2 separate regions of the Homo sapiens genome follow, and region 1 is linked to region 2. A link is an interaction called in ENCODE POLR2A ChIA-PET data of the cell type or tissue named here. Cell type or tissue: K562. All regions are shown on one strand. Links, peaks and the distances in the headings refer to the core of each region. The heading gives the core; the rest is flanking DNA. Region 1 holds the start of LOC105374568 (a long non-coding RNA gene). Region 2 overlaps THADA (THADA armadillo repeat containing).

Region 1 (12,750 bases), core at 4,191-9,190, 610 kb after region 2:
GTACAACAGTAAAACATTGATTGGTCAAATCAAAATCCCAACGGTCCCAGAAACCTCTCAACAGGGCCTAGCAGGGATTGAACCAAAGTGTCCATTTGCTTAAAACTGCCCGAGGTTCCCAGCTTTCAGGGTGCCCCCGTCAAGCCTCCGCTTACTAAATAAACCAGCCTTTGTGTGTGTGTGTCCAGGACAAGCAGAATGGGCTGGGGGAGGGGAGGAGGATCCGTTTGTCAAAATAGACCTCCTGAATGCTTTTAAGGGCCTGCAGTTGGATGAGTAAATATTTTCCCTTTCAGATGAAAGGTGCAATCATCGCCGTTTTTTAATTACTTTAATTAGAAAAGATTGCCTTAATCTTTTACTTATCTGTACTATTGTGGGAACTGCCAGAAAATGAAGTGCAGGGAAAACAGGTGGAGTTTGACCTTTGCTCTAAGCATCTTGAATTTCTTCTAGGCTGGTAATTAAGAAGAATCAGGGGAAGTTCCTTGCAGAATCTAGGAAACGCAAACACACACAGAATCATAGCTACAAGGGCACTCTCCCTTGTACTCCCACTCTCTCACACATGCACACACACACACACACACACACACTCTCATGCACATGTGTGCACATGAGTGGAAGGAAAACTAGACCCGGATATGGCAAACCAAAAAGTTCCAACTTTGAGGGCTGTGTTCCTGCTCCCAGCCCTGAGAGGTGGCTTAATGAGTTTCCCAGGATGGCCTAAAATGATTAATTAAGCAGACAGCTCCCCACCCCCTCCCCAAACAACGGAAACCAAGTAACGGTCTGTTTAGGGAGGGAACAGCAGGCCCCCCCTCAACACACACACACTCCAGGGGCGGTTGGGGACATGGTGTAAGAGCCAGGAGCCCCAGATAAGGGACGATAGCAACGGCCTGTAACGGCCATCAAGGCTCACCCTGGCTGGCAGGGCTGGGCCTAGGGAATGGCCTCCCTCTGCTCCTGGCCTCTGGCCTCCCTGTGTCTGGGCAGTGCCCACAGTCAAGGGGACCCTTGGCAAAACGGTGACGCAGGCATCATTGTCTCTGGCCTCCCTACCTCTCCAGGCACCCTACTTGTTCCCATTTCTACTATGCACCATTTCTGGGCTCATTGTTGAACACTGGGAGGGATTCTGGAGGCTGCTTGAGTGTCCAGGCCCACAGACATGGGCCACAAACATCAGGGAAAGAGGAAAAGCGAGTAGACAGGGACCCTCTGGGGCTTCCAAAATCACCCGTGTTGGGGCACCTGCTCTGTCTTTCCAGCTGTCAGGGCTCCCAGAGCCCAGCAGTGAACAGTCACTATTAAACAAACAGGTTCTGAGCTCAGGCTTTCAGTGCTGACGCTGCAATGGTGAGCAGTGCTAGAAAACCGGGGCACAGGTCCCCGCCTGGGGATCCAGATTGGCTCTGAGGGAGTCCTGGAGTCCGGGCAATTCTTGTGCACAAGCAGGGCTGGTGCTTTGGGAGCTTCCTCCCAGGGCGTCTGTTTTTCAGGGACACCTCTGTTTTCTGCATCTGTAACCTGGACCAGCTGCTCCCTGAACAGCCATAGACGTTTCCCTCAGAAGGTGCCCCGAGGATTCCACTGGGTGCTGAATACGGGTCCTCTTCCACAGACAAGGGCACGCCTTCCTTCCAAGTCAGTCATGTCCGCTGGAGACAGACAAGGACAGGGACACAGCTGGGGTTTTGGCGGCTGTCCTGGGCCTTGTAAACAGGCCTGGTGAAGGGCACAGGGGCTCCGAAGCAGGCCCAGGCCCAGCCAGCCTGGAGGGGTGGGAGGAGGTGAAGGTGGGAGCGGGCGGGAGGGGCAGCCAACAGTGTTTGCCTTTCTAAAGCGCTCCAGGTGCTTGAGCTGGATTTCCAGCCTGGTGTTTACAGCCTCTGCAGCCACGCCACGGTCACGTCCTCCGCCTGTACACGTGCCTCTCTCAACAGGTGCCCGTCTGTGTGCGTGTGTTCCACCTGTGTGTCTGATCACACCTGTGGGTGTGGATCTCTCCGTGTCTGTGCCTGGCCCTCTGAGAAAAATGACTCCGGCCTCCACTTTGTGTGAGCCTTTCCACCTCAAAACATTTGCTAAAATAAACCTGCTGAAAAAGCTTTAACGACGATTTTTTTTTCGTCCCTGCCATGGGCACTAACACCAGCAGGTCTCCATGGTCAATTTAGGAAGCTTGGGAAAACATTGCTTGTAATTAAAAGTCTAGAAGGGCCTCAATTAAGGCAGTGTTTGCCCTGCCGGGCCCGTTCCCAAATCCTACTCGGCAGCATTCCTCTCTTGGCTGGAAAAGGCCTTTGATTTGAACCAAATGTTCAGCAGCCACACTGGACCGGGCCTTGGCACTGCTGCACTGCTAGCTGCTCAGGGCACAGGCTGGCCTCTGCCCCAAAGCCTGCAACGGGAGACTTTGGGCTTTGTCTCCACCTCCTGACTTCCCAGCCCCTCTGTGATCCTGAGCCCCGACTTCTGGAGGGGCAGACCTCCCTGAGAGATGCAGGTGCTGAGGCCAGCCCAGCACCCCTCACCGCTCAGGGTGGTAGAGCTCACACTAAGAATTAAAGGCCACAGGTCAGGCCTCACCAAGGATGAAGCAGCAACAGTCAGTGCTGCAAGAAGGTGGGATTCAGGGTACAGCAAGCGACACCCCAGTACCCCTTCTTACTCCACAGAGGCCACCTCCATCTGAGCAGAGGCCTGGCCTTAGCTATAGCCACTTCAGAGAGCTCCAGACAGGACCTGGCAGGGAGGGGTCGGGAAATAGCATGAGCCTGTGACCTTTTTAATCCCTAGGGATTAAAGATACGCAGCTCAGCTAACTGGGACCGGGCCCAGGGCGCCACATTTGCTCCCCTCCTGCTGGTGAGGGTGAGGCAGCCAACAACACAAACACGGGGGCAGAGGGCATTGCCTCCTCCCTGGAGCAAAGGCTCAGGCGCTCAACTGGGTGGGCAGGAAAGAGAAGTGCTGAGTCAGCTCAGGTGCACATGGCTTTTCCTTCCCGGGACAGGCACACGCACACTCACACCACCTGCTTGCACACAAACTGGATTCACAACCATGCTTGCTGGCTTTCACAGATGTGTACCCATGTTCACAGGGTCCACACACACTCTCTCTCTCTCTCTCTCTCTCTCTCTCTCTCTCTCTGAGTCCTCAGTATCCCAGGTCACAGCCACCCACACAAACTCACATTCCTCCACCAGCTTGCACTGACACCCATTCACAGTCACAGCCCTGGCTACAACCAGACACGGAGACTCCATAACAAGGATTTGCAGGCCCCATGCAGGACTCTGCAGTCTCCAGCAGCCCTGGCCCCTCTCAGTGAGGAAAGAGTCGCCACGAAGGCAGATGGTCCGGAGGGTGCTGCCAGGACCAGGTCCTGAACCCTGTGGGAGTGGGGTGGAGAGTGCGGGGATATCTCAGGAGGGCAGCCGAGGTGTCCATCCCTGCGGGCCTCACCCCTGCAGCAGGGGAATGGCAGGCGAAGGGTTACAGGCTAACTAGAAAAAACAATTACTAACGGGAAAGGCAGCACATTCCAGCCCTGCTTAGCAGAGCCGCCAGGGCCGTGGGTGGTTCTTGGATTATGCATTTCCTTGAAAACAAAAAGGAGAGTTCAGGGCAGTTCAGCTGTGCCCTGAATCTCACTCCGGGGCCTTTGTCCCCAGCCCCCTCACAGCCCGCGTGCCTACACACACGCACACACAGCCCCCCTGGCCCCGCCACTTGTCCACTGGGAAACGGAGAGCATGAATACCCCCCAAAGCCTGCAAGAAAAGCGGGGGCAGACGACAGAAGAATTGAAGAAAGACGGGGAGAGGGGAAGGGAGTTGGGATCTCGGAACCCTTGTTGCCTGGAAGTCTCCCTTCTGCTGGTGAGGCTGTGGGAACGTTGGCTCATCCTGTCATCAATGCTGCATGGAACCCCCCACTCTGTGCCAGGCATTGTGCCAGGCATTGTACCAGGCCTGGGGTTCCCCTTGAAGGGCTCACTGCTGGGAAAACCCGGTGCCCCCATTTCCCCTGGGTGGTGTTTTCTATCCATCTGTCTCAGATCCCAACACTCTGTCTTTCCTCAAAAATCTGGTCTGATAGAGTCTGATTATCATATTCATACAGAGGAGTGGGAGGCTGATAAGCCTCAAAGGGAGACCCTCCCAGGCTGCTTTACCTTTTTTTTTTTTTTTTTTTCTTTTTTACTCATGACACAGCCTCAGGAAGCTTTGACAACATGTGCTCCTGATTTACTTTTTAACCAGGACATATATGGTGGTGCCTCCCTGTGGAGAACAGGAAGGGGCAGCCATCTTGCCATAAACACAGGAACAGAATCTCATGGCCTCTGAGTCTGAACAGCTATGTCCTATTTGTTAGCATGGGCTCCTCTGAACCCTGCCAAGGCCCTGTGGGGAGGCAAGGGAAGCATTATGGTCCCCACCACAAATGGGGAAACTGAGGTTCAGAAAGAGATAAAAATCACTCAACCCATTGTACAGGCTGCCTCCTGCTTAGAGCTCTCTCCCTCTCCTCAGATCCCTGAATGGCTGACTCATTCCCATCTTTCAGGTCTCAGCTTAAATACTGATCCTCCAAGAAGCTCTGTGGCAACAAATGTAGTCGGCCCATTCTAGCCTCCCTGTTGTTTCTCCTCCAGCGCATGAGGATTCTGGGGGGAGGGGGATGAGGTCTCGCTCTGTCACCCAGGCTGGAGTGCAGTGACATGATCATGGCTCACCACATCCTTCGCCTCATGGGCTCAGGTGATCCTCCCACCTCAGCCTCATGAGTAGCTGGAAGTACATGTATGTGCCACCATACCCAGCTAATTTGTTGTTGTTGTTATTTGTAGAGATGGGGTCTTTCTTTGTTGCCCAGGCTGGTCTTGAACTCCTGGGCTCAAGCAATCCTCCCACCTCGGCCTCCTAAACTGCTGGGATTACAGGCGGGAGCACACAGTAGGCACTCAATAAATATTTGTGGACTTGATTAAGAACTGAATGGCTCTGTAGCTGGGGTAGGCGGAGCCAGGCCTGGAATCCTTGAAGCCTTGGCCCCCACTCAGATGTGTGGCTGCCCTTGTCCATCAAAATCCCTCCAAGACAGAGGAAAGGGGATGCTCAGAGCCTTTCTTCATTCCAGCCCTGGGCTGTACCCCAAACAGCCTAAACTTAAAAAATAATCAGATTCCACAGTTGGGCTGCATGTGGATTATGCAAGGACCAGATGCCCAGTAGACAGGGTGTGCCAGAGGCTTATACCCAATGGGACCTTAAAAGAGGGTCAGCTGATGCATGCCATTTAGACGTATTCACTCACTCCATTCTGTGGACATTTTCCAGGTGCTGAGCTTGGTTCTTAGATGCAGTGCCTGCCTCAGAGTCTGTCTAGACTTTTTAGGAGAGAGTCAAAGAAGCAATGCTGGCGATGCGTGCTCAGACCCAGCACAGGATGAGATGATCTGGGAACTGGAATGTCAGGAATGACTTCACTAAGAGATCAGAGGTGGTCTGAGAGCGGGTGACCAGAACAAGCCTGCCAGGCACAGAGAACAGCATGTGCAAAGGAGTAAGGGAGAGCCTAGTAGGTCTGGGACATGCCAGCAGTTCACTAGGCCTGGATAGAAAGTTTGAGCATGGGGAGAGGCCAGAGAAGGGGCTGGAGAAGGGATGGGCCCAGGTCACAGGGAGCAAAGTCCACTGGCCCAAGAAGCCAGGGCTTCATAGGGTCAGCAGTAGGGAGCCTGCCAGGGCTTTAAAGAGAGGAAAGACATGAGCAGCTTAGCATTTTAGAAAGTTCATTCGACTGAAAATGTGCAGAAAGCACAAACTAAAGCACAGACACAAAACAAGTTCAGAGGATGTGGCTGTCACCCAGGTGAGCAGTGATAGCTTGGACTTGGGGCCGGGGGGATGGAGATGAGGGGACAGTTGTAAGAAATATTTAGGAGGGAGTGAGAGAGGCTTGTGATGAACCAGCATGGGGGGGACAAGGGCCGGGCTGTTGTTAAGGATGAATACCAGGATTGTGGACAGCTTGGCTGAGTGAAGGGTGGCAGCAGGAATCCAGGGAGAGGCTGGTGTATTGGCCTTGGCCATGTACCTGGCTGGCTGTTAGGGATGTGGGTCTGGAGAGGGAGGTGCTGGCCTGGTGCTCTGGAGTAGTTTGAACCCAGATTTCAATGCTGCCTGGGGAGAGGAAGAGGCTGGGAGATGGAGTGGAGTGAGCAGAGTGGACAGTGCCCTTCCCTTTCTACTAAGCCAAACCTTAGCATGCTTCAAGATCCACTCACCCCTTCCCAACCCACACCTATGTGGGAGAGCATTCAACAAAGACTGTCGGGAAGAGGGGAACTTGCGTCAAGGAGGGCAGTAGATTAGGATGGTGGATGGCCTTGGATGTGGGGAGCAAGGGTGCAGAGGCAGGATTGCAGGCGGGAGACACATTTAAGAACTTAAGGGTCCTCCCTAGTTTGGGCCCAGTGTCAGCTCCATGGCCCACTGGGAGTCCTGGGAGCAATGACTGGATGCTTGGAATGACTCTTCCTTCTGGGGATGAACTCCAGTCTACTCCAGCACAGTGACCAGATGCTACAGGGGCATTCCCAACCCCCACAGAAGCTGTTATCCCAGGCACTGCCCAGTCCAACCCAGGGAGCCAGCATCTCCAGTCTCTTGTTTCTTTCCACAGCGGGGCCTCCAGGGGCTGAGTGCTGAGGCAGCAGGAGTAGGACAAGTCCAGAACAAGGAACCCCAAGCTGGGCGTCTTTTCCCACTCCCTTTCCTTTCCTTGGTGTTGAAGGTCGAATTTCACCTCCCTTCTCATTTCTCTCTTTGCATTTTGTAGGACACACACCACCTCATCCAGCCACAGTGGCCACAGTCCTCAGGTATCTGTCATCAGCTCTCAGCCCTTCTTTCTGAGGCACGCAAGAGTGGGCAGAAGCCCTTGGGACCCCCCTTTGCCTCCAAACCCCAGTGCATTCCCAGCTTTTTCTTGGTCTCCACACTCCAGTCCAAGCCTCTGTCCTGTCCCCAGAATTCCCTGAAGAAGGTCCAGGGAGAGGGCTGTGAGTTCTCTATAAGACCAGCAGATGCAGCTGGTTGATTGCCCTTGACTCTGCTGGTGGCGGGGACATTGCTGGTGACCAGCTGCTGGTGTTCCACTCTATCCCACGGGCTTGGCCCAGCCAGCCTCAGATACCAGCAGATGGCCCCATCCCCTCTGGGATGCCCTGCCCCATTCATCTGGCCCCCATTTCTGTTTCTGATATTCTGTCCCCCTTATCTCCCTTCTCAGACTGGACAGCCCCTGTGTACCTGGGATGCGGAGAGTGACCCAAGCCTCAATCCTGGCCAGTGAGACTGCCCATCGAGGTGGAAATCATCGTCTTAATTACCAAGGCTCCCTGGCCACCGGAGGAGACACGCAACACACAGCCTGCCTAATGCGCCAGCAGCCGAGTTGGGGAGGTCCCTGGGAAAAAGGCCTATGCTCCCCCAGCCATTCTCAGGGCCTAGAATGTTCTTTAGCACGAGAGAAGTGAAGGCTCAGGGGTCCAGTGGGGAGGGCCGGGTACCAGCCCAGAAGTAGGTCTAGCCAGGGAGGTGGAGTCCCCAAGAAACACCCTCAGGAGCCTGCTGAGTCACAATCATCCCTCACAGCACGAATGTCTCGCCTGCTCCCTGCACGCAGCTCACCTGGGACTCTCCTTCTGCCGGCAGGGTGAGGGGCCTTTGAAAGGCCTAAACCAGAAAGGCTGGAGGGGCTGAAGGCAGGAGCCAGCTGGCCCCAATCCTGTTCTCTCTGGAGCCCCTCAGTCCTTAGCCCAGCCCCCAGGTGTGTCTTGTCTCCTTCTTAGAGGCTCCAACGGCCAGAGCTCCCCACTCCCAACCTACCATCTTGTCCCAGAGATGGAAGACAACATGGGAGCGGCCCCTCACAGCCAGAGTACCTTCAAGACCATGTGGCACCACCAGACTGAAACCCAGGTCCGGTGGGCTCTGCCATCCCCATGCCAAGCAGAGGGAAGGAGGGGGTGGGAGGACAGAAGAAGGAGTGGGCGGGGTGAGTCTGTGGTGGTTTGGATTGAGATGAGCTGGACTTACGTGTGTGACAGCTTTTCCTCTGGTCCCAACCTTATACCTTTGGTTTTCCTGCTCTGGGCCACTGTAAAATGAGGATTGGGCATGAGATATGTGGTTTTCAAATGCTCCTCCCAGAGCCCTGGCACTCTATGGCGGAGAATCAGAGCCATTGCAGCTCTGGTCTTAGCGTTATACACCGACCATCACCCCTAAGGTTTCATTTGCAGAACCAGCCCACAGCCGAAGAACCTTTGGTCACCTCTGGGCAAGGTGACACCTGTGTCCTTCCTGGCCTGAACCTTCCAGAAATGGACAGCGCCATGTCTGCTGCTGGGGGAGAGGGGACAGACCCAGAAGGAGGAGCCAAAGGAACTTACTTTTTTTTTTTTTTTAAGACGGAGTTTTGCTCTTGTTGCTGAGGCTGGAGTGCAATGCCGTGATCTCGGCTCACTGCAAACTCCGCCTCCCAGGTTCAAGCGATTCTCCTGCCGCAAACTCCGCCTCCCAGGTTCAAGCGATTCTCCTGCCTCAGCCTCCTGAGTAGCTGGAATTACAGGCATGTGCCACCACACCTGGCTAATTTTGTATTTTTAGTAGAGACGGGGTTTCTCCATGTTGGTCAGGCTGGTCTCGAACTCCTGACCTCAGGTGATCCACCCACCTTGGCCTCCCAAAGTGCTGGGATTACAGGCGTGAGCCACTGTGCCTGGCAGGAACTTACTTTTTAAAACTTAGATTGAGTCCAAATACATATGTCCGAGACATGAAAGGATGAAACTGGCTATGGGACACGGGCTCAGAATGAGGAGACCCAGAGGAAAATGTGCACCCATGTTCACTGCTACATGCCTATGTGCACACATGTACACCGGCGCACACATGCACATGCACACACACACAGCTGCCCCTCACAGCCCTGTCTACATGGAAGGCACCAAGAGGCATTTCCATGCTTCTCCCTCTGAGCCCCAACCCACTCCCACTTACCACCTCTCTGGACTCCTCAAGTTGACCTAGCAGAGCTCTGTCAGGAGATGAGGAAAATGTCTCTGTTTTTCAAATATTTGGATCTTGCTAAAGACCAACACATTTTTTTAAGTGTGTATAATTTTAGGGCAATTTGATCCATATGTTTCTGATTCTCTTGCACTTAAATCATCAAAATATTGATTTTTAAGAGCCATTTGATGTCGAAGGAACCTTTTTAATAAGCTTTTAAAGCTCTTTAAACCCAGAGCCTGGAGCCAGGGCCAGAGCTCAGGCTGTCCGCTGGCCAGTCGCACCCTCCCCTCCCCTGGGTCAGGATTACTTGGAGCTGAGTCTCACTTCCCCTCTTCCTGGCCTCCCTGCCTCCCCAAGAACTACCCAGGGGTGCTGACAGAGGGGCCCAACCCCTTCTGTTCACAGACTTCTCTCATGCTTCTTCAAAGCATGCCTAAGACACAAACCAAGAGGAGCAGTCATGATCTTTACTTCTTAAAGGCTGCATAAAATTTAGTTGCATAAATGTGACATAATGTATTTAACCAACGCCTGTTGACGGATGTTTAGGTCATTTCCCGTGGTACACCTTTATGCACATTTCTGATTGTTTCGTTTGGATCCATTTCCAAAAGTAAAAATACTGCGTCAAAAAGTAGGCACAATTTATGTCTCTGCACTCATAAGTTGCCACGTTATTTTCTAAAAGAGTCCACCAATTCATACTTTCACAGTCTCCTCCCCACCTCCCCACTCCCACCCCACACTCTTGAGTGGAATTCTCGTTATTCCTATCCAAATGGTGCCATTCCATCTGCACATGTGGAAGCTCTCTAGCACAGCAGTTAAGAGGAGGCTCTGGAACAGAGAGCTTGGGTTTGAATTCCAGTTCTGCTGTTTCCTAATTGGGAAAGTTGCTTTTTCTGTCCTTGCCTCTGTTTTCTCATCTATAATTTGGGGGATAATAATGGCACCTACCACGTAAGTTTATTGTGAGGATTTAATGTGATCATCGATACAAACTTAAACTACTTGGAAAAGCGCCTGATGCACGGTTTGTGTTCAGTAAATGATAGCTAGTATTGTTATCCTTTATGCTTTTTTTTCCAACCTAGGATACTCTCTCTCTTTCCTTCCCTTCTGTCTGACCAACTGCCGCTCACACGTCAGGTGTCTGTTCGGATGCCCCGCCCTTGTTAGCGTTCCCACAACACCCACCCCTTTGATACACTGGCAACGCGTGCCATTACTCATCTTTACACTTAGTGTCTATCTTTCCTGCCACGCTGTCAGCTCCAAGAGGGCAGATTTGGGGTTTATCGAATTCCCAGAGCCTACTACCGTGCCTCACATGCTGCAGACACCCCATAATTATGTGTTGAATTGAGCAGAACTGAATCGAATGAACTGTGTCAGCTAGGGGTCACTTTTGACCCATAATTTCCAAAAATTCTATTCACCCACAAAGGACAGAGATTTGCATCTTGAGGATAATCAAAAGAATGTGTTGAGGTTCAAAAGGTGAGTCCCCAAGATGAGTCCACAAATGTTTAAGGAGATGGCAGCATCACTGGTGGCACCTCTGTGGCCAGTGTGGGTGGATGACCCTGTTCTGCAGGGAAAGTCCTGCTGACACCAACCATGAGCAAGGCCAGTCCCGTGAGCGAAAGCCTACCTCATTATTCATCTTCGATTTGTTCTTTCACTTTCAGATACTTTTTCCTTGTCTTTCCAACAGAGAAAGGACTGTGCCTCTTCCTTTTGTGGCCCTGTGCTAGACACCGTGCTGGGTATTTGCCAAATGAGGCATGAACGGTGCTCCTCCTTCTCGTGACGTGTAAGTCTTGGAGAACAGCCACAATTCTGCGGATGATTAGGAAGTGCCTTCCTGTCACACTCACTGCTCCACACTGGAGAAGCTCATCACTGCACACCCCGCCTCACAGGGCAGTCTGGAGATTGCTGCTGTTGCGATTCATGGCCCTTGGGTTCCCCAGAAGCTCACTAGAGCCTGGACATCCCAGAGGAAGGCCTCAAGCTCCAGACAGGGTCTGAATTCCAGGAGACGAGGCAGAGAGAGCCCCTCATTTCTCTCCTTTAGCCCCCAGTGACTCCGTCCCATACTCACAGGGGAGCCCAGTTCTGCCCAAAAAGTCCCATTTCAATTCGAATGAATTCAACTCAATCTCAACGATACTAGCATTGTGCAAGCCAGAGCTGGGGAGCTGGGCACACAGACACATGAAATAGGCTGTTATCAAGGTACAGGGTAAGAAGTGTTCTTAGGGAATTACAGTGACCCCTACCCCAGCAAACACCAATTTCTCGTGCTTTCATCTCCTATGCCACTTTCTGTCCATAGGGTTCATTATGGAAGAGACTATGTACTGTTCACTATCACAAGTTCATTGTTCATGGGGGTGAGTGTGCATGTGTGTTTCTGTGTGTGTTTTCATGTATGCATACGTGTGTGTGTGTGTGTGTATGTGTGTGTGTGTTTAGGATTTAAGTTCCTGGAGGGCAAAGATCATATGGTGAGTTTCCCTGACTCTTCCACAGATCTTACACAAGGCTAGGCATAAAGCTGCTCTTCAATAAACACATCAATTAATGAACGAATGAACACTGAACCCTAAACTCCCCCGTTCAGGCTGAGATCTGGGAAGAGGGTGAGCCTGGGCGTCAGGGGTGGTGCATTTGAAATGTGGTGGGTCCTAGGGGACATGAGAAGGTCTTGCTCTCTCTCTCTCTGGTCCTCAGTGTCAATCACTGTGCAGCAAAGGAGTCGAATTAGATGATCTCTAGGGTTCGCTCAGGCTCTGGAAACACTCTGTCTCCCTCCCGAAACTTGGTCTGTTCCCAATTGCCCTCCCTACTCAGCCCCTCCAGATGCAGTGCTCATGAGACTCACAAAGGCCCCCAATCTAGCTGGGGGAGGACCTTTTGTTCCCCTGCCTCATGGGGCTCAGGGCTATTTTGTCAAAATTCTCCAGGAAAAGAGAAAAAGAGCCGAGGCTTTCGTTAAAGCCCAGTGGGCAGGTCTCTCTGAGGACAGGGATTAAGTTTGTCTCTGTTGATCTCCCCTCCAGTCAACGCTGCTGTCTGGGAACCAGCTTCGGATTTTCTAGGGTTTATCCTCCCTCATATGTTTCCATTACCTTTGCATTACCCTTGCACCATTTTTAGCATTCCCTTTGGAGTACCTTTGCAAAGTAGAATAGATCTCAAAAGAACAAAGCAAATTTTGGTCCAGGCTCGTTCTAAATGAATTCCTTCTTCCTTCAACAATCCCATCTTAGGAAAGAATAGAGACCCTCCTGACTCCCAGGCCTGGGCATTTCTGCCAGACCCTCCCACCAGACCTAAAAGACCATCGCTACTGGAGAGGAAGGGGGGACAGTCTTGAAGGGCCCCAGCTTCCCTTCATCACAGCCCAGGACAATTTCAGGCTCTGATGGAGCTGATGGTGATGGGTTTGTGGATTGACCTTTTAGAGGATTATCTGGATTTGGAAGGGTCACTTAAGGGTCAGTAAGTCTGGGAGGACCAAGCCTAATTCCAAAGACAAGAGGTGGGCAGAAGGGTCTCTGTCTCCCAGTGACCCTTTCTTTCTTGGAACTGTTTGTCTACCCAGGGAAAGAGGTCTATGCCTCAGAAGGTTCTT
Region 2 (12,750 bases), core at 4,291-9,290:
TGGGAGGCTGAGGCGGGCGGATCAAGAGGTCAAGAAACCAAGACCATCCTAGCCAACATGGTAAAACCCCGTCTCTATTAAAAATACAAAAATTAGCTGGGCGTGTGGTGTGCACCTGTAGTCCCAGCCACTCGAGAGGCTGAGGCAGGAGAATCGCTTGAACCCAGGAGGCAGAGATCGCACCACTGCACTCCAGCCTGGTGACAGAGCGAGTGTCAGTCTCAAAAACAAACAAAAACAAAAAACAGAAATTAACTCAAAATGGATAAAAGACCTTCAAAACAATAAATGGTAAAGACTACTATAAAACTACTTGAATAGTGGTATTTATTCAGGACATTGATCTGGGAAAAGATTTTTTCTTTTTTTTTTTTTTTTTTTTTTTTTGAGTCTCGCTGTGTCGCCCAGGCTTGAGTGCAGTGGCGCTGTCTCGGGTTTAGATGAACCTCTGCCTCCTGGCTTCAAACGATTCTCCTGCCTCAGCCTCCCAAGTAGCTTCGATTACAAGCATGTGCCACCCTGCCTGGCTAATTTTTGTATTTTTTTAGTAGAGATGGGATTTCACCATGTTGGCCAGACTGGTCTCAGACTCCTGACCTCAGGTGATCTGCCCGACGTGGACTCCCAAAATGCTAGGATTACAGGCGTGAGCCACCGCCTGGCCTGGGAAAACATTTTTATAAATAAGACCTCAAAAGCATAGACAACAAAAAGTAAGTGGGATTATATCAAACTAAAAACCTTCTGCACAGCAAAGGAAACAACAGAGCCAAAAGATAAACTTCAGAATGGGAGAAAAAAATTTGTAAACTATTCATCTGACAGGATTAATGTCCAAAATGTACAGGGACCTCAAACATCTCAACAGCAAAAAAAAAAAAAAAAAAAAAAAAAGGACAAATGATCTGAACAGACATTTCTCAAAAACAGAAATGACGAACAAATATATGAAAAAATGTTCAACATCACAAATCAGGGAAATGCAAATCAAAACCACAATGAGATATCATTTCATTCCAGTTAGGATGGCTGTTCCCAAAAAGACAAAAAAATAACAAATGATGGCAGGAATGTGGAGAAAAGGGAACTCTTACACCCTATTGGTGGGAGTGTAAACTAGTATAGCTACTGTGGAGAACAGTGTGGAGATTCCTCTAAAAACTACACATAGAAATACCGTATGATCCAGCAATCCCACTACTAGGCATTTATCCAAGGAGAAGGAAATCAGTATATTGAAGAGATAGAGTGCTGCAACCCCTTGATTGAATAGTGTTGCAATCCCATGTTTATTGCAGCACTATTCAAAATACACAAGGTACGTAATCAACCTGGGTGTCCAACAACAGATGAATGGGTAAAGAAATGTGGTGTATATATACAGAGTGGAATACTATTCAGCCATAATAAAGAATGAAATACTGTCATTCGCAGCTACATGGATGGAACTGGAGGACATTATGTTAAGTGAAATAAGCCAGGAACAGAAAATTAAGCACTGCATGTTCTCACACATGTGGAAGTTGAACTCGAAGTAAAAATTAGAGCAGAGGATACTACAGGCTGGGAAGAGTAGTTGAGAGGGTGGAGATAGGTAGAGTTGTGAAAGGATACCAAATTACAGCTACATAGGAAGAATAAGCTCTAGTGTTCTTTACCACAGTAGGATGACTATAGTTTGCAATAATATATATATATTAATAATTCCAAATAGCTAGAAGCAGGATGTTGAATGTTCCTAACACAAAGAAATGATAAGTGTTTGAAATGATGGATAAGCTGATTATTCTGATCTGATCACTATTTATTATATGTATTGAAACATTACTGTGTACCCCATAAATATGGATAATTATTTGTCAATGAAAAAGAATTTTTAAAAATGCTTTAAAAAATCTGTCTTCATAAAAGGGTTTACATGTCTTTATTATTTCAAGGTGCATTTTAATTTTTGATGTTATTGTAAATCCATCTTTATAAAAAATACATATTTGAACTTTATCTTGCTGGGCTATAAAAATACAACTGCTTTTTAAATATTTATCTTATATTCATCCATATTACTAAACTCTATTATTTTAATCATTTGTGGATTATTTGTAGATTATATGTCCATAATGTCACCTGCAAACAAGAGTTTTTTGTTTTAAATTTTTATTTTACTTTAAGTTCTGGGAGACATGTGCTGAACGTGAGGTTTGTTACGTAGGTATACATGTGCCACGGTGGTTTGCTGCACCTATCAACCTGTCATCTAGGTTTTAAGCCCCGCATGCATTAGATATTTGTCCTAATGCTCTCCCTCCCCTTGCCCTCCACCCAACGACAGGCCCTGATGTGTGATGTTCCCCTCCCTGTGTCCATGTGTTCTCATTGTTCAACTCCCACTTATGAATGAGAACATGTGGTGTTTGATTTTTTGTTCCTGTGTTAGTTTGCTGAGGATGATGGCTTCCAGCTTCATCCAAGTCCCTGCAAAGGACATGAACTCATTCTTTTTTTGTGGCTGTATGGTATTCCATGGTGTATATGTGCCACATTTTCTTTAGCCAGTCTATCATTGATGGGCATTTGGGTTGGTTCCAAGTCTTTGCTATTGTAAATGGTGCTGCAGTAAACATATGTGTGCATGTGTCTTTATAGTAGAATGATTTATAATCCTTTGGGTACATACCCAGTAATGGGATTGCTGGGTCAAATGTTATTTCTAGTTCTAGATCCTTGAGGAATCGCCACACTGTCTTCCACAACTGTTGAACTAATTTACACTCCCACCAACAGTGTAAAAGTGTTTCTATTTCTCCACATCCTCTCCAGCATCTGTTGTTTCCAGACTTTTTAATGATTACCATTCTAACTGGCATGAGATGGTATCTCATTGTGGTTTTGATTTGCATTTCTCTAATGACCAGTGATGATGAGCTTTTTTCATATATTTGTTAGCTGCATAAATATCTTCTTTTGAGAAGTGTCTGTTTATATCCTTTGCCCACTTTTTGATGGGGTGGTTTGTTTTTTTCTTGTAAATTTTTTTATGTTCCTTGCAGATTCTGGATATTAGACCTTTGTCAGATGGATAGATTGCAAAAATTTTCTCCCATTGTGTAGGTTGTCTGTTCACTCTGATGATAGTTTCTTTTGCTGAGCAGAAGCTCTTTAATTAGATCCTACTTGTCAGTTTTGGCTTTTGTCGCAGTTGCTTTTGGTGTTTTAGTCAAGAAGTCTTTGCCCATGCCTATGTCGTGAATGGTATTGCCTAGGTTTTCTTCTAGGGTTTTTATGGTTTTGTTTCTTTCTCTTGCCTGATTGCTCTGGCCAAAACTTCCAATACTATGTTGAATAGGAGTGGTGAGAGAGGGCATACTTGTCTTGTGCCGGTTTTCAAAGGGAATGCTTTCAGCTTTTGCCCATTCAGTGTGATATTGGCTATGGGTTTGTCATAAATAGCTCTTATTATTTTGAGATATGTTCCATCAATACCTAGTTTATTGAGAGTTTTTAGCATGAAGGGGTATTGAATTTTATCGAAGGCCTTTTCTACATTTATTGAGATAATCATGTGGTTTTTGTCATTGGTTCTGCTTACGTGATGGATCACGTTTATTGATTTGTGTATGTTGAACCATCCTTTTTTTTTTTTTTTTTTTTTTGAGGTGGAGTCTCACTCTGTTGACCAGGCTGGAGTGCAGTGGCACAATCTTGGCTCACTGCAACCTCTGCCTCCCGGGTTCAAACGGGTCTCCTGCCTCAGCCTCCCAAGTAGCTGGGACTACAGGCGCATGGTGCCACTCCCGGCTAGTATTTTGTATTTTAGTAGAGACGGGGGTTTTACTGTGTTGTCCAGGCTGGACTCGAACTCCTGAGCTCAGGCAATCCACCAGCCTCAGCCTCCCAAAGTGCTGGCATTACAGGCATGAGCCACCGTGCCTGGCCTCTTTCATATTTTTTTTACACTTTTCATTTCTTCTTATTTTAGTGTGCTGGATAGGGGCTCCAGAACAGAATTCAGTAGAAGTTGTGACAGTAGGAACCCTTATCTTGTTCCTGATTTTAAAGAGGATTAAAAAAAAACACACACCAAAAAAAAAACCCTACACTGTTGTCTGTGATGTTTGCCTATTGGGTTTTTATAGGTATTCTTTATGATGTTAAGGAAGTTTTTGTCTCTTCCAAGTTTGCTAAGAGGTTTTTTTAAAAAAATTATGAGTCGAAAAAAAGGAAAAGACTAGAAAGAAATGCAATAAAAATTAATAGTTACCTCTAAAAAATTATTTTGTACATCCATTATCCATTTTGTGAACCTTAAATAGAAACTCAGTGGTATCTAATAGGCAATTGAGTTGGAGTTTTCAGAGGTTTTCATTTTAAAGTGAAAATTCAGAGATTTTCATTTTAAAAATCAAATTTTGAAATTGTTTCTGATTTTGTTGTTATTAATTTTGTAAGTGGTTTGAGTTAAGTCTGTTTCATGTAGTCTGATTATCCACTGGGAGGCTGTCAGCCTGGTGTGTTTCTTCTCTGTTCAGCTGCTCATGGACTACACTGCCAAGCCCACTAGTCATTTGTAATCGGATTCTTCTCTTCCTTGTAGCCTTGTCCTTACTGTTTTCTAGCACGAAACCTCTAGGTCACTCAGCCAGGTTTACTTACCCTTGTCTGTGTATGCTCATTCATTGATATGAAAAGACCTAGCAAAGTATCTGGCAGGTAGCTGGCACGCACTTATTTAGTGTTGGTCTATTCATTCTAGTCTCCCAGCCTCTTCTCATGTTAATTACCCTCTTTCATTTTGGTCCACCCAAGTACTGTAATAGCCTGTTCAAGTTCTGGATGTGAAGTGTTTTCTCATTATTCCAGTGCAAAAGGATCTTTCATTTTTTGGAACTTATGCTTCTAATGGACACCAGACAGCATGTTGGTTTTCTTTGCCAAAGTGAACTAAAAGCCTGCTGAGGACAGGCATCTTGTTTTCATCTTTTCTATCTACCACAGCATTAAGCTGTGAAGCATTTTACATGGTGCTAAAGAAAGACTGTTATCTAACAGGAATTTTACATTATCTTCAAAAGGAAAAAAGATAATAAGCCTAGGTATTAGCTATGTGGGTTTATTCGGAAATTATTAAGTGCAAAATGAAAGGAAAAACTGCCTATATCTCAGTTTTGTCCTTAGAACATCAATCTGTTTTCTGTGCCCAGGAATACCTAGGGTTGAGGTCCATCCTTGAGAAGACCACCCACTGGTCATACTTCTGAGGTCTTTGATTTTTATTATATGCTTTTTGTTTTAGACCTCTTCGAAGGGAGTTTGAATAAAGGAAGCAATGAAAATCTGATGTTTGCCTAAGGAGTAAATTATGAACTGTTGTAAATCCACAGAGAAGCACTTTGTCAGTAATGACAAAGTTTATGTTTTCCTGAAGTATGTTTTAATATCTGCAACATTTTGGGAAAAAAATTAAGGAAGTTAGAGAAACCTCATCTCATTGACTTTCTGTTTTTATTTTCTGTCTTTAAGTACCTTCTTAGAAATCTCTTGTTTCTCTAATAATCGAAATGATGGTCATTACAAATAAGCTAACTGGTGGTTCTTCTAGTCCTTATTTTGTATTAGTATTATTTTTTTAAGCTGGCTATCATGAGTTACTTATTTTATAGGATTATCGGGCTTCAGCCCTATTTTAGGGGTTTAATTCGGATTTAAGCCTTGATAATTCTGTTCAAACAATGCTCTGAAATTACCACATTGAAGACAAAATAAGGCTTACCTGACTGTGGCTCTTGACAACTGGTAGTATGTGGTCTTTAAAAGATACTAAAATCAAGAGTATCATCAGATCTTTACAGGAAAACTAACTGAAGAACATGACCTGTCACTCTTTGGGATACTAAAGAGTTAGAATTTTTTTTAAAAAAATTATTATATACTGCTTTTTTGGTTCTTTGTTAGTCTCCTATCTGATTCTTGTTTCTCCATGTGTATCACTTATTATATCTTTATAATCAGATGTACTTTGAGTGTGGATTACGTCTTTAGTTTTCCTCTATTTAGAACCCTAGTCAGAACTCATATTGAACTGAATTGGATTATAGGTTCTGGGCCTGTTCTGAGCTTTTCAGTTTATTACTTATTTTAATACAACAACCTGTGTCCTAAATACTGGTATTATCTCTAGTTTATGGATGAGGAAACTGAGATACTTGCCCATGATGACATGTTTAACTACTTATTCTACTGTTTATCATCTCTAATGTGTGCAGAATACTAATCTAGTCCCTATGCTGAGATAGGAGGTGTTTCTAGGTAAGCATATCTGAGATATCTTGGGACAACTTGTCTTTTACCATCCTGTGATCTGTTGGGGAGACCTGGATCAAGAGATAGCTGGTTACAGCTTTGGTCCTGAGTTTTATACAAAATCTTGATTTTTAAAAGACAATAGTTACTAAATCTAATGGTATAAAAGCCTAATCAGCTTAAAAGTTAATTCTATTCAAAACCTTAGTCAACAATGAATTGTCCGTTTTGTTTTCTTTAAAATAAATAATCTGGCCGGCCACAGTGGTTCATGCCTGTAGTTAACAGCTACTCGGGAGGCTGATGCAGAAGGACTCCTTGGGGCCCAAGAGTTGGAGACTGTAGTGCACAGTGATCACACCTGTGAATAGCCACTGTACTTAAGCCGAGGCAACATAGCAAGACCCTGTCTCTACAAAAAATTAAAAAATTAGGTGGGTTTGGTGACATACACTTACAGTCCTAGCTGCTCAGGAGGCTAAGGTGGGAGTATTACTGTAACCTCAAACTCCTTGAGCCTAGGAGTTCGAGGTTACAGTGAGCTATGATTGTGCCACTGCACTCCAGCCTGGGTGATAAAGCAAGACCAGACCCTGTTTTTTTTTTTTTAAAAAAAGTCATATTTGTTATTTGTCTAATCTTGTGTGGAGAAAGACAGCATGTAGGAAAGCCACTGGGTGACATTCTGGCAAATTCCATGGTTCTGTCTTGAAGTGAAGCCTAGTAGTTTTTCAGGAGGTCCTTTGCACCACATCTTGCATTGTCATTAACAATTTTATGTCTCTAAAAGGTAATACGGGTTATTTTTTAATGGGTATGGAGTTTCCATTTGGGAAGATGAAAAGTTCTCTAAATGCATGATGGTGATGGTTGTACAAAAGTATGAATGTACTTATGCCACTTAATTGTACATTTAAAAAGGGTTACAATGATAAATATTATGTATATTTTACCACAATAAAAAAGAAAAAAAATTTTAAAAGAAGGAAAAAAGGTAATTATTTCACCTAGACCTATGTGTGTGAGTGTTGTCGCTTTGTGTGATTTTCTGTTGGAGTTGAATAACATGAGCTATAACAGAAAACATACTGAGGTTTGTGAATGTGACATAGGAAGGCAGTTCTAGTGTAGCAGTTAAAGATGGTCAACTCTGGAGCCAGACTGCTTGGCTTCATGTTCTGGTTCCATTGCTTTCTTGCTGTCTGACCTTGGATAAGTTTCTTAGCCTTTCTTGGCCTCAGTTTTCCAATTGTGAAGTAGAGATAATGATCGTACTTATTTCATGGAATTACTGTGAGGATTAGATGAGCTATTGTTAAAAAAAAATACTTAAAATGGCTGGGCACAGTGGCTCACGCATGTAATCCCAGCACTTTGGGAGACCAAGGTGGGCAGATCACCTGAGGTCAGGAGTTAGAGACCAGCCTGGCCAACATGGTGAAACCCATCTCTACTAAAAATACAAAAATTAGCCAGGCGTGGTGGCAGGTGCCTGTAATCCCAGCTACTTGGGAGGCTGAGGCAGGAGAATCACTTGAACCCAGGAGGTGGAGGTTGCAGTGAGCTGAGACTGTGCCACTGCACTCCAGCCTGGACAACAGAGCAAAAATCCATCTCAAAAAAAAAAAAAAAAAAAAAAGCTTAAAACATGTTCTGTCATATGGTAAGCGCTAAATGAATGGACCCCTAGACCTGGGTTCTAAACAGTGTTACTGATATAAATACACTTGCGAATGTAAACATAAATCGGACATTTGTTTTTGCTTTTTTTTTAAAGGTAAAAGAAATAGGAGATTACTTTAAACAACACCTTTTGCAGTCCAGGCACAGAGGAGCATTTGAATTGGCTTATACTGGTTTTGTGAAACTCACTGAAGTACTAAACAGGTAAAACAAATATCCTTTTGTGTACGTTTTAAAAAGACTAAATATACAAAGCATATGCTTGGAGTAGAATTTAGTTGTGTCTTTTGAAGTTTAAAAGAATAAGACCTGGTTGACTACAAAACTCTTGGAAGAAATTGTTTTCTTAGGTTTCATTGTATGATTTACTGCAGATAACTGATTGAAACGTCCAAACTGAGTTATTATTCTGTCATTGAAAGGTGATTTGAAGCAAACTCAAAGATTTTGCTAAAAATAGCTTTGAAATTACTGTTTTTTTTTTATTGAATGAAATAAATGTTTTGTCTGTTTGAAAATTACTTGGTGTTTGGAATAAAACAGGCCTTGCAATTTTTGGGGTTTGTATTACAGAAGCACTTAAGGATTTTGGTTTTTTTCTTCATAATTTTATCGTATAGAAAAGTTTAAAAGAACAGTAAGTAGACTGAAAAGTAGAAAATATTTTTTTCCTTTTACCTGGAAAACTACTTAGATAGATTTCATATATTTAACCAAATGTATTTCTTGACATTATAGTTACAGATAATTTCATTCATTCATATAATAGATTTCCTCCAAAGAGCTTGTGGGGAAACCTTAAATTACTTAATGACTAAGTGTTCATGGCAAGTGTTCTCTAAATAAAAGGTAGTATTTTCCAGGAAAACATTTCCATTGCCTGGAAACTTTTTGAAATGAAGCAGAGTTCTGCCAGCCTTGTAGCCTCAGCAAACATTTTATTTTAGGCTGTTAAGACATCTATTCCTTGAATATTTTTGAAACTTTTTTTTTCACATGCCTGGTAAAAACATTTATAAAACATTTTGGCAGTTATGGGCTGCACAGAATGTCTTTAAATGATACTTTTTAAAAAGTCCCTGACATTAAACTGCTGATGTTGAAAATATTTTATCTTTTCAACTTTTTGTTTCCAGTGTAGATATGACTTATGAACTTTTTTTTCCCTCAAAACACAACACACTCCACTCCTATCAAATCAGTTAACAAGAATGTATGAATACCAGCAGTGTGCTTAGTACTGTGCTTGGTTTGGATGATATTATGGTTTTTTTATAAGATGAAGTTCCTGTTATTAAAGAGCTTATGTTTTAGTTTGAGAAATAAGTAGAGATGAAATTCAAAATATTTAACAAAAGGTATGTTGTGAGCACTGACTGGTCAGAACCAACACTGGCTGTATACAGCACCCAGCATCTCTCTGTGTGTGGATGTGTGTGGACTGATTACCAGCCTGGAAGTAAGACCGACACACTTGAACAAGATAAAACTGCCAAATTTTGGGTGAAATTTATAAAACATATAGGAATAGCAGAGAGAGAAAGCAATGGGGATAGGCTGGTAGGGCTTCATGGAAGAGGTGGAATTTGTGCTAATGCATGAGTTGAAAGAAGGAAACATTGTGAGTAAATGTTCAGAGGCTAGAATCAGCAAGGTGAATAAATAAACCTCCTTCCTGTAGTGGTGGAGTTGGTAGGAAATAACCAGGCAAGTTGATAGATTGAGGCCAAATTATAGTGTCTTGGAAATAGATTTACTGTAGCAGGGATGGAGAGAGGCATCAAACATTTTTGCTCTGAAATAGATCATAGGAGGCATCATAGAATGGAGGAATACCAGTAATCTGTGACTCTGGTTCTTAGTTCTGTGTATATTCATTCCATTTATTGGCAATGAGATTGTACAAAAATTAACCTCCCTAACCTTTGATCTCTTCATCTTTAAGGAAAAGGGTATTTGCCCTATTGACAGATCTCTGGCTTTTGTTGTATGAATCAAATAAAATAGATATTTAAGAAGACCTCTTTGCATTATAGAATTTCCTACAAATTTAAAACATGAGATTGATGTTGGTTGTGGGGTTGGCATGTAAAAGCAGTTTTCTGGTTGGAAATGTTAGGTTAGATAGATTGTAATACAGATTATAGTAAGGAGAGCCTGCAATCAGTTATAACAAAGTAGATCTGAGGTGATGAGGGCTTCCTCTTGGGTGGTGGCTCTGGGAATAGAGACAAACATGGGGTTTTAGTTAACTTTTGTCCCCACATAGATAGTAACAACTCCTCACATGATGTATGCTTAGAAGGAAAGCTGTGGACACATTTTATTACATTCATGGTTTTGTATCTCAACAATTTGGGCAGGGCTCAGCTGGGTGATTCTTCCTTAGGGTATTTACTGAGTTCAGTTGGTGGCATTCAGCTGGCAGATGAACTGGTCACAAGGGACCTAAGACAACTTCACTCGCATTTATGGCACCTTGGTGGGACTAGCTAGAAGGCTGGGCCTAGTTGGGACTACATGTAGCCTCTCACCCCAGCATGGTAGTCTTGGGGTTGAAATTCTTATATGGCAGCTTGCTTCCCCCAGAGAGAGTATTCCAAGAGAATCAGCCAGAAGCTGTATGCTCTTTTCTGACCCAGCCTTGGAAGTCTCATTGCATTGCTTTAGTCACATTCCTTTGATTTTAAGTGCATCTTAGGACCAGCCTGGATTCAGTCTACCTTTTGACAGCAAAGTGGCAAGATCATATTGTAGAAGTATACGCAGATAGGAGATGTTGTGGTAGCCATCTTTGAAAAACGCCATCTGCCACATGAACCAACTGAATGTGAATAGTAGAGGTTACTAGGGAGTTCATGGTTGCTTCTGTGATTCTAAGTCTTGGTCACCAGACAAATGGGGTTGATGTTAACAAAACAAAGGAAGTTGAAAGAGGGAATGGTTTGATAAAGATGAGTAAGTTTTTTTGTTTTTTATGTGTTGAGTATGAGATAATGATGGCATACCCTGGTGGAAATACTTAAGTCAGATGTTAGAGATAGGGGATTAGTTTGGGTGATATAACAAAAACAGAGATGTAGATCTGTGAGTTTTCTCCAAAAATATCATAGTAAGATTGCAGTCTTTGGTGGAGAGCATGAAAGGAAAAAAGAACAGAGGTCTAAGGACAGAGGCTTTTGAATAACTGTGGTTGAATGGTACAGTTGAAGGCATTCCGAATAAATGGAGCGGGGAGACTAGGGAATGCCCAATGCCTGGTATCTTAGCCCCTCCTAATCTAGTTTAAAGATTTTCTCATGGCTGTTACTGTTGGCTTTTAACCAACCTGTTAGGAGTTCTCAGCTGTTGCTTTCAAACCAAGTAGTTCTTGATCCCTTTAGAGACATTTCAAATCTGCTGAACAGAATGTTTTGCAGAGAACATCTTTACAGTGTGTGTGGCTTCCTTTTGTTTGGTTTTTATTTTTAAAAGAAAATTTGTTTCTTTTGGAGCCCTTTTGAGAGCGTTTTATAAGCCCTTAAGTTATGAAAAAGTTGTTTAGGCATACAACATTTAAAAAGTTTGCAAAAAGAAATCTGGGCATTCATGAAAATCCACAGAAATGGAGGCCAACTGCTGGCCACCTCTTGAACTACAGCTGTGTTAAGGAAGGAAGCACTTAAAGAGATTAATGGATAAATAACTGAAGAGTTAAACATGACCCACATTGTTTGAATTGGTTTTTAATAGGATTATGCAAAATGTCTTCAAATATAAACTGACTTCACTATTAAACAATCATCTAAGAATAAATAGGGATGGAGACATTGTTACTTTTTCTGGGAATGTTTTGAAAGCAACACTTGCAACACACATAACACAAATAGTGTGTTGAGTTAATTTTCTGTAATCTGATTTTTTTATGTCGTGCTTTCTATTTAGAAGTCAGTGAAATATTCCTGTTCTCCTTAAAAAACATCATTGCTTGCCTGTGCATAATTACTTGTCTAAGCATTTGATTGGAGTGGTTAAGTTTGTTAATGTCATAAAACTCTAAATTCAACTTTTTGGTGACATTCATATTTGCTTGTTTACTTTCTGTGATCTTATTATTTGAAGTCGTTCTTCTGATGAAAATGAACAGACTTCTAGGATGTTAAGTTGGGAATCCAACTTTAATTTGTCCAACCGTAAGATACAAACTTAACTATAAGGGGATAAAATCATTGATTATAATTCTAAATCTAGAAGGGAGATTTATTAGTGCTTGATGTTGTCTTACTCTTCAAATATTCGAATTGCTTTACTTGTAATGTAGCTTAATCTACAGATATTTATTGCAGTAATTATAATCATTTTCACATTATTGGCCTGAAAAAATTAAATTGTGACATTTAGTAGTTTTTGTCATTAAATACTAGTACTGACTCATAGACATCAACAATTCTGTGGACAGAAATCATTTAAATATGTATTTAAACTTTCATCAGTTAATTATAGCTACCATGATTCAAATTCAACAGAAAACTTTTGATGAGCAATTTAAATATAATACTGAAAAAATAATTTCTTCTACCTTTCTGGAGAATGAAAGACCAAGTCTCTAAAGAATATGCAGTTGAGAAATAAATAAATGCAGAATGTAATATATAAGATTTGGGGAAGAGTCATTCAGCTTTGAATGAAAGAATATACAATCTTGTGTAAACTTTATTTTTAATTTAATTTATTTATTTGAGACAGAATCTCTCTGTTGCCAAGGCTGGAGTGCAGTGGCATGATCTTGGC

What was found. Peaks named below come from ENCODE experiments on the same cell type or tissue, not always from the same donor. Only the 100,000 strongest peaks of a DNase experiment are listed, where the experiment ranks them.
Region 1: POLR2A ChIA-PET joins it to region 2 with 5 read pairs; 2 of 35 experiments call an interaction of 5 or more read pairs at or near these places.

Annotation. Positions count from the first base shown.
Region 1 is chr2:42,915,791-42,928,540 of GRCh38, reverse strand. It overlaps LOC105374568 (a long non-coding RNA gene), which reads left to right and starts at 5,371. Exons shown (of 3, transcript XR_940014.3): 1 at 5,371-5,895; 2 at 6,865-6,907; 3 at 7,318-11,701. RefSeq lists enhancers at 791-1,476, 1,477-2,162. In K562, for the core only: a CTCF peak has its summit at 7,229 (motif pointing right); a DNase peak (open chromatin) is centred at 7,219.
Region 2 is chr2:43,523,313-43,536,062 of GRCh38, reverse strand. THADA (THADA armadillo repeat containing) reads left to right here. Exons shown (of 38, transcript NM_022065.5): 22 at 8,075-8,184. Among named protein-coding and RNA genes, the nearest start is that of THADA, 66 kb to the left of the region's middle. In K562, for the core only: no CTCF peak of the experiment used is centred there; no DNase peak of the experiment used is centred there.